Linked DNA regions of Mus musculus: region 1 is linked to region 2. The links are chromatin loops, found by intact Hi-C in ENCODE. Cell type or tissue: heart. All regions are shown on one strand.

Evidence for each region. Hi-C counts contacts between places; a loop is a spot of excess contacts. Peaks named below come from ENCODE experiments on the same cell type or tissue, not always from the same donor. Only the 100,000 strongest peaks of a DNase experiment are listed, where the experiment ranks them.
Region 1: a loop joins it to region 2, with 2.8 times the contacts of the local background. A loop is called at or near these places in 2 of 42 quality-filtered maps.

What each region holds. Positions count from the first base shown.
Region 1 is chr13:37,479,267-37,487,266 of GRCm38, reverse strand. It overlaps Gm40914 (a long non-coding RNA gene), which reads left to right. Exons shown (of 2, transcript XR_001780899.2): 1 at 1-144. Among named protein-coding and RNA genes, the nearest start is that of Gm40914, 4.0 kb to the left of the region's middle. In heart, CTCF peaks have their summits at 3,904 and 4,428 (motif pointing left); DNase peaks (open chromatin) are centred at 3,986, 4,466, 4,936 and 5,536; H3K4me3 peaks cover 1,414 bases; H3K27ac peaks cover 2,445 bases.
Region 2 is chr13:37,822,811-37,830,810 of GRCm38, reverse strand. It overlaps a transcript of Rreb1 not described here. Among named protein-coding and RNA genes, the nearest start is that of Gm46411, 27 kb to the right of the region's middle. In heart, a CTCF peak has its summit at 3,340; DNase peaks (open chromatin) are centred at 2,940, 3,240, 4,070, 4,820 and 1 weaker place; H3K4me3 peaks cover 3,737 bases; H3K27ac peaks cover 4,493 bases.

The DNA of each region.
Region 1 (8,000 bases), 340 kb after region 2:
TTTCTCAAAACATATTTGAGATGGAATGATGCTAAAGAAGTACAAGGTTTGGAGTGAGTTGAGCTGGCCATGCCCCATACCAACCCAGGCAGAGCCAAGAGCGTCCATCTGTCCAGAGCAACCAGGTGGGAAGAACTGGACGTGGTAAGTGCGATGGGTGTGGTGAGTGCGGAAGGCAGGAGGATGTGCCAATCTCTCAAGCATTGTAGAGGAGAAATTAAACTTTTACTGAAAAGGTGTACTTGGCAACAGGCAAAATTATCTAAAGATGGAGCAGGATGTACATCTTGTTAGGAAAAAAAAAGATGAATTGGTACAATTTTTCAAAAGAAATTCAGGTATTGGTCTGTAGTTGAAGATGATGTTGGTAGTACTTCATGTGTTTATGTGCATGTGTGTGTACATGTGTCTGCTGGTGTGTGTAGGCAGAGATCAAGGTCTTTTGTCTTCTTCAGCCACTGTCTTCCTTCTTCTTTTGTATATAGCATGTTCTGAACCCTAGTTCTTGTTAAACCCTATTATATTCATGTGTTTATTTGTTTGAGATATGATTTCAATATGTTGTCTAGGGTAGCCCTAAGTTTACACACGTTCTCCCTTTACTTGTTTTCTTCTTCTTTTTTTTTCTTAAATGCATATTTTAAATTAAGCATCTATGTGTATATCTGAGTATGGCTTTATACATGCTGAGTGCAGGGTTGGAGGAGGCCAGAAGAGAGCTTTTGCTCCTTGGAGCTGGAGTTACATCAGTTGTGACCCTCTTGACGTGGGTGCTGAGAGCTGGGCTCCCATCCTCTGCAAGAGAACTCCTGCCTTTAACAGCTGAGCCGTCTCTCTAGCCTTCCTTATTTTCTGAGACAGGTTCTCACTGAACCGGAAGCACACTGATTCATTTAGAATGTTGACCAGAAAGCTCGGGGGATCTGCCTGTCTCCCCTTTTACAGCATTGAGATTATAGGTGCATGCCACCATACCTAATATTCACTCATCACTTACTGCAAGCTAAGGATACAGTACTTTGTGTTTTAGCTACACCATCTTACTTAACCCTTACAATAGCACTGAGCTTGTTGCTATCAGCACTACTATCTTAGACATGAAGAAGGCAGTTCAGGGAAGTGAAGAATAAATCCAAAACACTATGATAAAGATTAAGCCTCGGGCTGGAGAGATGGCTCAGTGGTTAAGAGCACTGACTGCTCTTACACAGGACACAGGTTCAATTCCCAGCAGTCACATGGTGACTCAAAACCATCTATAATGGAATCTGATGCCCTCTTCTGGTGTGTCTGATGACAGCTACAGTGTACTCATATAAATAAATAAATAAATTAATTAATTAATTAATTAATATCTTAAAAAAAAAGATTAAGCCTTCATGGTGAGTGAGACCAAACACCTAACAGTGCAGAGACCCTTTTGTGGTTGGTTCATAGGGACTGTGGAGGCTGCAACTGAAGTGATAGCCTCTATCAGGATGTGTCTGCCTTTACAGCAGTAGTACAGTGGGAGACAGGCCAGAGAGAGGTTTCAGGCAATGTAGAAGAAGTGTCTTCTTTTAGCCAGGTGGAGTTAGTTTACAGAACAAACAAATAAAACAAATCCTGTAAGTATTCATTCCATGGAGTTTTTATCCAAAGCTACAAGCATCAGATTGAGTTTTTAATGACAGCAGCAGTGTGCTAGGCAATGAGGGTGGTGATCAGTCCACTTGGTCACTTTGGACCAGAGCCTGTCCCGTGAATATCTTCCAATCTGGTGACTGTTTCTAAGGTCAGCAGCCAACGTTATGGCTCAGTATTTCTCGGGTTGGAAGAACTGGGTTTCTTTTATATTTTGTAGGGTCTTGAATGGTTGTCAGTGGGAAATTTAGTCTGAATTCCTGGTCTACTGTTACAGGAAATCAGAACGCCTCCCAATGCTGGCAAAGTCCTCCACACACTCCGATAGGTTCCTAGCCACTGTGTTCTCACTGTGAGTGATGGGTCTATCTATGAATCTAGTTTAGAGGTTCCCATAGCCTCTTCTTATTTACGTCATGAAGCTAAAGGAGGAGAGAGTCCCAAGGGCAGACCATGGAAAAGCAAAGGCAGAGAATCAGGGCCTCAGAGCCTAAGGTTCCATGGGGGTAGTAGCATTGACTCCAAAATAACTAAGAATTATCTGACCAAGAAACATCGGGTATGGTGGACGGGATGGGGAGACTAGCCTTACTTAGGTCACCTGCTGTAGGTCAGGGCCAGGGCAAGGGAGCTCTTCTCAACAGGGTGGACATGAGACTGAGTGTTGGGAAGGAGGTGAACAGGGCATCTTGCTTCAGCCTGTGCGTGTTGGCTAGGCGAAAGCTCAGTGCTAGGATTTGGTAACCTGTCACCTTCAACTTGACACTTGAATCTGCCCAGGCCCTTTGAACTAGAACATGTCATCTGAAGGTCTTCCAATCCGGTGACTGTGAGTCAGGGCTGTCCTCTGGGGGCTTGGGGAAAGAAATGAGTAACCAGATTGCACCAGACCCTCAATTGCTGTCTCCCAGTGACCTACCCCGACTGGGCTCTAATTAGAGTCCAGAAGCCTTCTCCTGGTAGAAGCCTTAGTAAAATATAAAGAGGCTCCTTGGCAGGATAGGCAGGAAACCACTCCTAGCTGCCCCTGGGTCCCTTACATTGTGTTCTATTTAAAAAAAAAAAAAGAGAGAGAAAGAAGCCGGGCGTGGTGGCACACGCCTTTAATCCCAGCACTTGGGAGGCAGAGGCAGAGGCAGGTGGATTTCTGAGTTCGAGGCCAGCCTGGTCTACAGAGTGAGTTCCAGGACAGCCAGGGCTACACAGAGAAACCCTGTCTTGAAAAACCAAAGAGAGAGAGAAAGAGAGAGAGAGAGAGAGAGAGAGAGAGAGAGAGAGAGAGAGCGCCAAGGATGTCTCTGCAGGCCTATGCTGAGCCATCCCTTTCCCCTGAGTGTAGTCTTAGGAGAGCTGGGTGTTTCAAGTCCAGGTGTTTACTCAAAATCTACATCCAGGACCGTTCCAGTGAAGTAACCTACAGATGTGCTAATCTACTCTCACAGACACTGCCGCTGCTGCTGGGCCTACTCCTTCCTACTCACAGATGGGTCCACAGACCCTGGACAGCAAGGAAACAGCCAGCTTTCCTAAGACCAACATCCATACACCCATTTTCTTAGGTTTCCCAGAGACATGTTGCCCCAAAGTCCGCAGGAAGCCCCTAAAAATTACGGCGACCCGATTCCTGCTTTACCATCACCTCTTTCTAGTTTTTCCTTTGTAAAAAATTAAATCAAAACGGAGGAATGTTAGTATTCCTTCTAGGCTCTGCCCCACAGTTACCTGGCAACAGCCAGGTAGGCTTGGCTTACTTATATAAAAGGGGCTGCTTGCTCTGCGCCTTCTCTTCCTGACCCCTTCCCCCTTCCCCCTCTTTCCACATGTTCCTGGCCAGCCTTTCCTCAACTCTCTTCCCTCTTCCCCCGCCCCCTCTACTCCTTTCCCAAATCCCCTTCCCTGCCCTAAATAAACTCTATTCCATACTATCCTATGGCTGGTACCTCAGGGGTTAGGGGATGCCTCAGCATGGGCTAGCTGAGGCACCCCTCCCATCTCACCATACCTGGCTCTATCAAACATATCTTTGGCTCTTATTTATTTATTTATTTATTTTTTAATAAAACACAACACCTTAGAGTGTGCAGCTGCTGCCGCAGGGGACGCCCCAGTGGCAGCTCTCACTTGTCCGGGTGGAAGGAAGGATGCGACGGTCTTACCTCGGAGGCCGAGGGGTGCGAGCAGGGTGTGTGAGAGATGCAGTGTGATCAGAGCCTAGCGGTCTGGTCTCAGAACTGGGTCACCTCACAGAACAGCACAAGGACTTGTCCCGTTGGCAGGGATCAGGTTTCGTCCTTCCTTGTCAAACCCAGTGGTGCCCCCAGGCTGCTGGCAGCTCCCAGGCGCTCCTTTGTCCTAGAGTTGCAGGAGGCCAAGGAGCAAAGTGACACAAAAGGCTGGGTGCCCAAGTTCCCCACCCTCTCTCTCTCTGCACAGCAGCGCTGGTTCTGCCAGGGTCCTCGACCCAGGGGGGTTCCGGGGCAGTAAGGGTGAGACCTGCACAGCCACTGCTCGACCTTGCCAAGAGGGGCCTGCTTTGGGGATTGGAGGGTGCCTTCCCTTCCAACAGCCTGGGTCTGGGTCTTTCCAACTCGTATTTCTGCTGACGCTGGAGCCTGGTGCTTTGCCTTTAGAGACACCCTGTAATTGAAAGGAGGAGGGAGAGAGAGAGAGAGAGAGAGAGAGAGAGAGAGAGAGAGAGAGAGAGAGAGAGAGAGAGAGAGAGAGAGAGAGAGATTCTTGCTGCCTGGGTTCCCAGACACTTGCTGCCCTCTAATGGCTCCTGCCTGTGAGTTTCCAGGCGCAGGCCTTCCTTCCTGTAGGGTCTGTGGTGTGGGTTTCCTTCCCTTTGGTTAGCAGGCCCTTTCCCCTATAACTGCTGAAAGAGCCAGCCGTTTCTCGTCACAGGGAAAAGATGTCAAAAGTCGAACCGCGCTGGTGTGGCTGGCTCAGAGAGCAAAGACTGGCTCGGTGTTTCATTGCTGGTCCCGAAATAACTCACAGTAGCATTTGTGCGGCCTCTGCAACCCTGCTGTCTTCGGAAGGGACAGCTCCTCCTTTCTCTCTCTCTCTCTCTCTCTCTCTCTCTCTGTCTCTCTCTCTCTCTGTCTCTCTCTCTGTCTCTCTCTCTGTCTCTCTCTCTGTCTCTCTCTCTCTCTCTCTCTCTCTCTCTCTCTCTCTCTCTCTCTCTCTGTCTCTCTCTGTCTCTGCCCTGTTGCAGTTCTTAGCAGCTTCCTATGTTGAGAGAGGAAAGCCACTCTGGCAAGAGCCAGCAATTGTCAGCAAGTTGTGCATACAAAGGGGCTTCCTTTTCCTGCCTGGATCGGGGTGGGGTGGGGCAAGAGCTGTGGACCAGGGTTCCCTCCCCTGATGCTTTCTGAGGATCCTTAAGAACCAACTCCAATGGTAAACAGGGACCTGTGGATAAAAAAACATCTCCTGAGTGAACACTTGAAGACCTAGAGACACAAGTTGGACAGAGTCCAGTTCTGTGTAGAGAGGAACCAAGTACTTAATCAAGGAACCAAGGTTAGAGGTACGGCAGGAAAACCTGGGACACTTGCCTATTTTGGTAGTTGGGAAGCTTGGCCCTGGATGGAATGGAAACAAGCTGAAAGCAGACAGACAGACAGGGTTTTGCTCCCATCAGCTGAGATCTGGCCCAGAGAGAATGGTGTGAATATACACTACGACTGGCTGGGAAGAAAAGAGGATGCAAAACTTACAGCCCTGGAGCTTAGAATGTTGTGAGGAATGAGGCTTCTTGGGGGGGGGGGGGAGCTGGGGGAGGGAACGCCATTTTGAGATGGAGTGCAGGGTGGACTTTCTTAGTTTTTTTGGGGGGGGGGTTGAGGGTTGGTGGCCACGGAGGGATGAGGGTCACCAAGGAGCGAGGGAATGGCCCTAGGGAGTTCTGTGTGGGGCTAGCAAACTACAGCGCTCCTCTGCAGGATGGACAAAGGATGGGAGAGGCAGGAAGTGGACCTGCTGGGCTGGAATTTGAATGAACTGATGGAGCATCTTTTTCACAAGAGGGCTAGTGGTCCACCCCTTCTGGTTTTCCCTTGTGGGAAGGGAAAAGAAGCCTGCCTTTTTAAAAAATTTTTACTCGGGAGCTTAGGTTGCAAAGGCTTGCTGTTGAGAAATGAGTACAGTTTTATCCTTTGGCTGCTCAATCTCCCAGAATCATCTCCCCCTCCTCCTTTTTCTCATAATGCTGAACAAGTCTGAGAGAAGTCCATTAAGGGTCCAGTATGGTGATGCAGGCCTTTAATCCTAGCACTAGGAGGAAGGCAGAGGCAGGTGGATGTCTGTGAGTTCAAAGGTTGCCTTAGCTACATAATGAGTAAACAATAAGCTCCTCTCTCAAAACAAAACAAAAACCCTAACAAACAAACGAAAAACACTCAAAAAAAGCTAAACTTAAAAACAAAAAGTCCTCCTCCTTGTCCTCCTCCTCTTCCTCCTCCTCCTTTGTTGTTCCCCCATCTCTCTTCCTTCCTTTCTCCTTTTTTTCCTTCTTTCTTTCTTCTGCTCTTTTCCCTACCTCTTTTTCTTTATAGAACTCACCTGGAATTCTGGTTTCTGGTGGCCTAAAGGCGCTCATTTGTCTCTAGATTGTTAGTAGCGTTGGAAGCACCTAAGAGCCCGGTGTGCAATTGCATAAACCTAACAGGCCCACAGAGTCTTGTTTCTCAGCTTCAGGGGTTGGTAAGTCAAGAGGAAAGCCAGCTCTTAGTGTTGTCTTACTCCAGGGTGTGGAGGGGAGAGAAATAATAAATATTATTTCCACGTGGAGACTTGGATTGTTTAGGATCACCCCCTGCTCCCAAGCCCCAGTTGGAACATGGCTGGAATATTGTTGTTCTAGGAAGTGGTTTTCCATCTTATTCAGCCAGGATCCCCTTTGTCTCCCATAGTATTTTACACAATGTGAATTTCAACCCTGAAGATGCAAGTATGTCTCCAAAAACTGTGTGTGCGCCCAGTGATACTCATTTGCTCTCTGGGTTTTTTTCTTTGCGGGGTGAGACAGCATCTGTTTTTTTCATTTTGTTTCGGGTAAAATCAAAAGTTGCTGGCAGGCCCTGGGCTTGTATACTACTTTTAAGGCAAATGAGTAAAAGCAGAAGACACCAAGACGCTCTTTTATTTAATTATAATTTTTTTGCCTGCAGCACTGGGATGGAATCCAGGGAGGACCTAGGCTAGTTCTCTCTCCCCTCCAGCCCTGGAGGTATCTTTGAACCTCTGAAATAGTATGATTCTTGTTTCGTTGTTCTAACCATGGCTAGAAGAAGCCAACACAATGAAAACACTACGTGTCCTGGGGACAATGGCACCTCATGGGAGCACTCTGCTTTGGCAGAGTGCATGTGCCTCCAGGGATGCCGGGCACAATGGAGAGCATGACAAACCTCACGTGCCGCCATTTGTTTGTGTTGAGCACAGTCTTACTGCGAAGCCCGGGCTGACTTCCTTGTGTCCAGTTCTAAACCCCATTTCTTTGTATTTCCACACTACAGGGTGGGCATGAAATTGATAATATTGTTGCATGTTGATGATAAAACTCGGGGTCTCTGGCTGGGCAGTGGTGGCACACACCTTTAGCCCCAGCACTCAGAGGCAGAGCCAGGCAGTTGGAGGCCAGCCTGGTCTACAGAGCAAGTTCCAGGACAGTCAGGGCTACACAGAGAAACCCTGTATCCAAAAGTCAAAACAACAACAACAACCCCTCAGGATATCACTCACTGGGTGCAAAATGGTTCTCATGTGTCAGAACATTTGGTGCCTGGGTGGTGGCAGGGCTTTGGGAGACTCTGAAACCTTTAGGAGGTAGTGCTTGATAAAGTTGGGTGAGAAAGTTGTGGTCCGTTCCTCCTCTGTCCTCAGTCCTCTTCAAGATGCCCAGTTGTGAGCATCCTCTATGCGTCCCCTTCACCAAGAAGCACTTAGTTGGCTTCCTGACCACAATAGACTGTTTCTTTCAGAGGGCGACTGTTTCTTTCAAACTGCGAGACCCAGTAGATTTTTCCTCCCTTAAGATAATTCCCTCAGGTTTTGTTCACAGCATCAAGAGCAACACCTTTGACAATCCCTCTGTTCCTGAGCCATACCCCTAAGTCACTGATGGGTGCTTGTTTTTTTTTGTATCCGGGAATGCCATCTAGGGTCTCTCACTCTAGACGAGCACTCTTCTATTGAGCTTGCACTTGAACTGTGTGTTCTGTGGGGAGTGTGCAAATATGCCTATAAAGAGCAGAACGCGGTGCCTTCCTTATTCACTCATGCTAAAGCTAACTCTCCACGTCTCAGCCCTTCCTACCTCCTCCTTTTTTCCTTTTGGCAGAGCTGGGGGTGGACTCCATGGTCTTATTTGT
Region 2 (8,000 bases):
GAGTGGGGGAAGTTAAAAGTAAATGATGCATTTCAGAAAGCACATCTTATACTTCCCTCCGGGTTCAGACGGTACACCTTTTACCTCGGATCTACCCCCACCCCCTACCCCTCACCCCTGGGCATGGAAACCACTCTCTGACCCCTGCATGCATTTCAAAGAGGTACTTGATTGCTCCCACCCTAGAAGCACAATCTAAATCTAAAAAAATTGAGGGGGTGGGGGGAAGAGAGAGAAAACCTATCAATCTTTTAATTACACTTGAATATAAAAATATGACTCAAGGAGGCCTGCTTGATAGGTCAGGAAAACACGCATAACCTTGAGGCAGGGAAGCTGCTGGCTTTGCAGCGGGCCTGCCACCCAACAGAAGGGAGGGTTTCCAGCCACCAGCTTGCATCTTTCATCATGAAAAACTTCAAAAACCTTGAAACACTAAGACAATACACAAGTCATAATACTTTTGCCTTCTAACATCTGTTCAGTCCTTCCAAATATATTCTAAACCTAGAGTACTTAAAAAAAAGATTATCTATGAGCTGGGTTGAACAGACAGAGCCAGGGAAGTAGGGTAACATGGACCAGGAACAGCCACATCCACAATCTAATCTAGGAGGAAAGAAAGCCATTGTCCTCTCATCAGGAGGGACTATATTGTAGTTACTATTGATACTATATTGCACTTCTATCTTTTGAATGCAAACGTTTAATAAAAATACAATGGCAAAACATCACTTTGTGGATTATGTAGAATTTCCAAAATAAACATAAAAATCCTTTATTAATGCAAAAGCAGGTGAAGTTATACGTGAATAACAAAAGGGAAGTTCTACCTCTTCACAGACAAGAAAGTCACCCCAGACAAGCTGCCATTTGACACCACAGCAAGGAGTCAAGAGAATACTGAGAGAATACTGAACTTCAATTAAAGACACTTACAAAAGGAAGATTATTTGAATATAATAACAAAAACAAAGACCAACTTTAACATACTACCTTCCTAGATCAAAGAACATGGAAGATTCAGAAATTAATTAAACCTAGTAGGTAATGTAAAACAGGGAAGGACTCCCTTTCAAAAAAGCTTCAGTTAATTTTAGCATCCTTCTGTTTAGCTGCTTAGCAACCCTTATCCTATGACCTTCTAAGCACCACCTACTTTTCAGAAGGATAATGAATAAAAACATCAAAAGAACCCACTTCTAGCTGCTTCTAGAGAGCCTGTTTAACCAATTTCTGTAAAAGTTTATATTAACTATGTCACGCAAAACCCTAAGAGGATAGAATTTTTTTTTCAACTTCATTAACCAGGAAATTTACTTAGCTGAAGCTGTTAAGAGATGTTAGAGTGGGCACACAATAGAAAGACAGACTTCCAAACTGACCTAGGAAGTGAACCAATACAGCAGCAGGTTAAAACAGAAAAGTGAAACAAACAAACAAACAAACAAACAAAAAGCAACCCAGAAGCTGTTTGCTAACAGCTGCTACCTAGTGCCTGACTTAGGGGCAGAAAAGCAATAAACAGCTGTTGATCAGATGAGGACTAACACACTGCATTCCCCTCCCCTTCCTACCTGTACTGGATGCAAATAATCTCTCTCAGATGGTTCTGTCTGAAGAAATCTAAAATAAAGGCCCCTTCCATCAAAAGGTCACTTGCTTGATGATGTAAATGGTTAGGAATGAATGCACCACCTGTAACCAGCTGAGTCAGGCAAACGTTCCCCATCACGTCCACGGCAAGGGTTATGCTGTCTGAGTTTCTGATGAGGAATAATGCGGTATCCAGGGAAACGGCCGAGAATAATATTCCATGTACCACTGAGCATCAACAGCATTTCTTAAGTGAGTAAAGCATTTCTTAAAAAACAAAACATGCTGAAAAGACAGCCAGCCATCTTACCGTAAAAGTATGTTGTAAGATGGAGACAGTGCAACTTAACCCAAAAATAAATGGAGAACGGGAAAATAATTAAATCAAAGTACCCCTCTCTCCCTTTCTTTTGTAAAAATTGGGGAGGGTTTTTTTTTCACACATTTAAAACTTGATTAGAGCCATTCAAATGTTTAATTCACTGTAACCAAATACATCAAAGGAAGACCCATCAGTAGGTACCCCAATGGGCAGAGGTAAAAACAAACAAACAGCAACTCTAAACCTCTAAAACGAGTCCACCCTTGCACGTGTTTTAAGAGTATACTGAACTCTTTCCGAAGAAACTATGGATTCTTTTAGGGCTTACGTACAGAATTTTCTTAAGAGTTTTAACCAAGACCTTAGCCTCCAACTCAGACTTCCGGGTTAAATTACAAACTATACCTGCCTGCTCATGAAAGCATCAAACCTAGAGGATGTTAAAAGCCATCAACACATTCTTTTCATGGCTGTTCTCATTTCTCCACCTTCCACTCCAATTATCTATTGCACAACAACTCGCACGCAGACACAGACCACCATATTATCTGAAAAAGGAATCTCACAACCAAGGGATGCACAAGCAACAAGTGAGCCTTTGCAGAATCATTTGCAAGAATACTTTGCCAACTCCCAACATCTTTATTTAACCAACTTTCTTCCCATAGGCTTTCACAAGGATATGCTTAGCTCTAACTCGAAAACGAGACCCAGTGTTGAGCAGTCTAACAATGGAAACCTGAGGGTAAGGTTTTCGACACCCCGACAAAAGTTGCTTTTTATTCACCCTGTATCGGTCTCCGCCACCACCACCACTACCAGCATCCCCCAAAGAAGAAAATCTCCTCCGAAATGCCCCGAATGAGTGCTGCTGCTGGCTCTGAAGCCGTGTAGAATTTCGTAATGGAATGTGAACTGCTCGTCCGGATCTGGGCTCACGTTCTATCTCTTAACCAGTAAGGAACGAGGGAGGGCAAATCTGCTGAGCAAGGAAAAATAACTTTCCTCCTCTTTTATAACCCATCACGGATGCACCGCGGACGAGGGCAGCTAGCAACACGCGGCGCCTGTCAAGCGGTCGAGCCCGAGCCCAGTGGGGTCCCCACGCCCCTAGACCTCGGCCGGCTGCCCGCAGGCACCGTAGCCGCGCCCCGCACTCACCCCGGGCCAGAGAGCGGGTCACATCCTCGATGCGACCCTAGCCCTGTACAGAAAACACACCGCCTCCCAGGGAGGGGGCCGGCGACGGGAAGGACCTCCCCTGCTCCTTAGCAACCATTAAGGTCGCAGTTTCCTAAGAGACCGCGAACGGGGAGGGGGCGCGGGGAGCTGGGCCTGATGGGGGGGCCCGTGCCTCTCGAAGTCGTCGGTGCCCCCTCCCCGGGGGACACCGGCTTCCCCCAACCCCCTCTTTCGGCTGGGCAGGCCGGGGTGTGAGGAAAAAGCGAAGCCTCAGAACTCCAGAAAAATTGGTCCAGCGGGTGGCGGACAAAAGTTTCCGAGCGCGCTCCACAGCTGGGCGGTGGGGCGGGCGCCGGCCCCGCCTCGGATGCTCCCGGCCTCCTTCCTGTGCTCGTGACGGCGCCGGGCGCGAGCCCCCCCTCCGCGATGCAGGCTCGCCCCACGTCGGGGGCTCCCCCAAAGCTCGTACCCAGCCAGCCTCGGAGTCACCAACAATACGCGTCGGCGCGGCCCGGGTCGCCGCCTCCCCTCCTTCCCAGCGACGGTGGTCGCTCACAGCCCCGCCGCCAGCCGGGAACTCGCAGAGGGCTCGGGGCTGCCTGCCGCCCCTCCCGGTCGGCGCCGTCCGCCCGGGAGGATCAAAGTCCGCAGAGCAGGGCGCGGCGGATGCTCCCACCGAGCAGCCCCGAACGCACGGCCCCCGCGCCTGCACCCCGGGTGGGCACCCCCGGATACCTTGCGGCGGCGGGCTGGCTCCGTCATCTCCGTGCTTCCCGACCCGAGAGGGACTAGAAAGTATGTAGGAGAAAAGTTTCCCCTCCCACATGGGGGGGAGGATGTCGGGGGAGAGAGGGCGGAAGATGGAGAGCAGCGCTGGGAAGATGTTTCTGGCCCGCGGTGCGCGCACCATCCGAGTCCCGGCAGGGCTGGTTAAAAATAAACTCGGCGGCGCGGGTCGGGCCGGATTCCTGCGCTCGGACGGCTAATATGGATGCGCATCAGGTCCTGCTGGCGGGGCGCTGCGGCGGCTCGCGCTGGGAGCTGGTTGGCAGAGCCGGCAGCTCGGGAAGGGGAAAGGAGCGGAGGAAGGGGAGGAGGAGGAGGAGGAGCGGCCGGGCGCGCAGCCCGAGGGGAGAGGGCTGCCCAGCTCATCCCGGCTCCCCTACCCCACAGCCCCAACCGAGCGCATGCTGCCAGGGTGCGCGGGTCCTTTCTGCCAAACGCCGAGTTTCAGAAGTACACCGCGCTCTGCACACTTCACCCTCCCCATCCCCAAAAAGTTCTTTAAAAGGTCGCTCCGGCAATGCCCCGGGCATCTCGCAACCACCGGAGTGCCGCAAGCGGGGGACCCGGGACGCGTACTTACGGCCCGGCAGGGTGCTGGGCTCCCAGGCATGATGCGGTGAGGACCGGTGGGCTTCGGGGAGAGAACGAGGAGAGATGCAAACTTGTTCCGGAAAAGGAATCAAAATGGCGTTTCTGGATGTGCAAAGTTCATCAACTCCGCAGTCACTTCCCCTCCTCCTCTTCTCCCATAGGGAGGGAGGTGGGCGAGGAGCTGGCGACCCCGTTGCCCTAGCCGTCTTCCCGGCCCCCGCCTCGGCCCCCCGCCCCGCTTCCTCACCCGCACACTCGGAGACTCGCTCTCCCCCTCTCACCCTGATAAGTAGACACATCACGTGTTGCTCCTGCGAGTCTCCTGGGGACGTGTTACAGAGCTGCCGCAGCAGCCGCGGCTGAACGAGCTGGGGGAGTCGGGAGGACCGCGGTACCCGGCTGTCCCTGTCGTCACCCCCGCCCCAGTTTTAGCTAGGCAACCGCAGTTGCCACTATCCCGGGATGAGTGGAGGTGGAGTTCCCACCTCACCCCCTACAGCAGCCCCAAGTTTGCCCCACGCCCTCCCTAGGCGCCCGGGGCCAGGGGCGGGCCCGGCAGCCGGAGGGGAAGGGTCTCGGCCGCTACAGCTGAGCGCAATTCCGACCCACCCAGCGCTCACTGGTGGCCACTAGCTCCAGCCACCGTGCCCCCTCCCCTCCAACCCCTCACTGCCAGTGGCTCTCAGCCCGAGGCTTTCCATCACTTTACAACAGGGTTTGTTTCACTATTTTAACAGAGGTAGAGATGCAGAGAGGAGCTTGGGGGGACGCCTAGGAGGCCCGAGAGAGGGTAGTGTGGTGACGGTGGACCCCAGATCCAGCGCTGCTCCCCCTGAATCTGAAAGTGATGTCCCAGCCGCACAGTTCCTTCTGTACGCGGTCCTCGCCCTGCATCCAGGTGGGGCGAGTTAGAGGATGGGGCCGGAGATTAAAGAGCAGGCGCTTCACCCCGCCCCCAACCTCTTGCAGTTTCTCTCCCAGGTTGGTCCTTCCCACCAGCGCAGCTACTTAGGAGAGTGCTTCTCTTCTCTAACAAACGCAAGGGCCCTGGATTTTTATCATTTTGCCTTCTCTCCCTCTCTATACACGATGCTTCAGCGGAGGCTGCCTGCCTGCGAGGGGCCTAAGGATGGCGTCTACCGCCACCTTGTCCCCACCCCGCGACGGAATGACTGGTGCTGTGTCATCCACAGCTCCCTTCAAGGCGTCAGGGAAGCCACGTTGAAATATCTCTTTCTCTCAGAGGGCTCCTGTTTCAACTGTGAAAAGCATGGGTCCTCCTGCGAATTTCTCTCCATCCCCGGGGCTCCTGAAGCCACCACACTGCCTTGGCCCAAGTTATCACAGAGCCCAGGGAAACCAGGCCTCAGCTGTGCTTCCTCCATAAAGCAGCTGACATGTTTCCAACCTCCAACCAGTTTCTACTTAGGTTCCAAAAGGGACGTGTTCTCGGTTTTGGATACATCTTCAGAATAGTTACCTTCACACACACTCACACCAATTCTGAAGATAAAAGCACAGAAAATAGGGCTATAGAGTTATGCACTTGGGACTACTTGGTTGATGTTATACATGCAGAAAGCTTGCTACATGCTCTTTGCTATGACCTTTGCCCTAGCTCCACCCCATGGGCTCCTCTTGGAATGCCTGAACACCCTACAGTTGTAAAGCTTATTATGGGCTTTAATTTGAAGTCTTCCTTCGAATGAACTCAAGTTTGAGGGGTGGGGGAGAGGTGGCAACTGACAACAGAAGTATCTATCTGAGGATAGAATGAACAAATGAAGCCTGGCCAAGATAGAATTCTCTAGAACTAAAGAAAAACAGTTGGACCATTACCCCTGACTTGAGATAAGTAGGCTAAACCACAGACTGCGAGGGAACTGTTTGACTTCCAGTCATCAAAAATAAGTTTTCAGAACCTGTTACATTTCCCAGGGTCTACTGTTTACTGAGCAAAACTCTATCTGGTGAAACTTTTAGCAGTGACATTTTTTTTTTCCTTTCTCCCCACAAAGTCCCCAGGCTGGCCTTGAACTTATTAGCTGAGGATGACCTTGAACTTATGACCCTAGTATCATTGTGCCCCATTTGTGACATGCTAGCATGGGCTTCGTGCTAGGCACTAATAGCCTTAGCAACTCCACCTTTCTTTCTTTTTCTTTTTCTTTTTTTTTTTTTCTTTTCTTTTTGGTTTTGTTTTTTTGAGACAGGGTCTCACACTGTAGCTCTGGCTGTCCTAGAACTCACTATGTAGACCAGGCTGGCCTAGAATACACAGAGATCTACCTACTTCTGCCTCCCAAGTGTTGGGATTAAAGGTGTGTGCACCACTCACTGTCTATGCCTCCTGCCACATCCATCCTGTCTCCCAAGTGCTATCAAACATTGTTTTGAGGACTTGTCTGCTGAGAAGGTGATGGACTAGTTTAAAACAAAAGTTTACAAGGTCATCACAGAAATTCTTACTCTTGGGCTTCCAATTTATAAGCTGTCTGAACGAGGAGGGTCGGGATGGGCACTCCAAAAACCACTACCTGTTTACTTGTCTCTTGGTGTTTGTTTCATGGTACTTTGCTTGACACTCTCTCTTGTAGACCAGGCTAGCCTCTTATTCCCCATCCTTCTGTCTTCAGTTCCCAAGTGCTCAGATTATAAACTTGGGTTTCCAAGCTAGACCACAAGCAGCATCTATATCCAAGTTGGAGTTTTACTTGCAGTTTAGTTTGTTCTGTAAAATACTTTCAAATGTCCAAAGTTCCATGGATTCTCACGGTAAATCACCACCATTCCCCCCCCCCCCCCCCGACAGGGTTTCTCTGTGTAGCCTTGGCTGTCCTGGAACTAACTATGTAGACCAGGCTGGCCTAGAACTCAGAAATCTGCCTGTCTCTGCCTCCCAAGTGCTGGGATTAAAGGCATGTGCCACCACTGCCCGGCAAATCATCACCATTTTTATACGGTAGATAATTCTGGCAACAAAAAAAGTCACCTTTAGGGTTTATTTTATTTTATTTTATTTTATTCTAATGGGGCTTAGTAGCTCATGCCTGCAATCCCAGTGAGTTCCAGGACATCCTGGGCTATTGTGTAAAAACCTATCCCAAACCACAATAAAACACAATAAGCTACTAAAAAAAATATTAGATTCTATTGATTGTTCATACCTAGCTAATTAATAAACTTGAAAGTCAAAGCTCCTGTTCAAAGGTTTGTTCAAATGTTGATATCTTTTATACAGCAAATATTTACCAGATACCTAATTAAAAACAAGGAAGAATGAGGTTATCAAACCATGGAGAGATGCTATTGCACAGCCACTAAAATGGCACTAGCCAAAAAGTCAGCCAATGAATAAATGTTGGCAAGGAAATTGAAGAATGGGAAAGGGTACAGCCATGTTGAAAACTATTGTGGCAGTTCTTCAATATGTGGTGACCATAGGACCCAGCAGTTTTACTAAGTCATATAGTAAAATATGAAAATATATGTTCAGCCAAATTTGTACACAAATATCTATTTT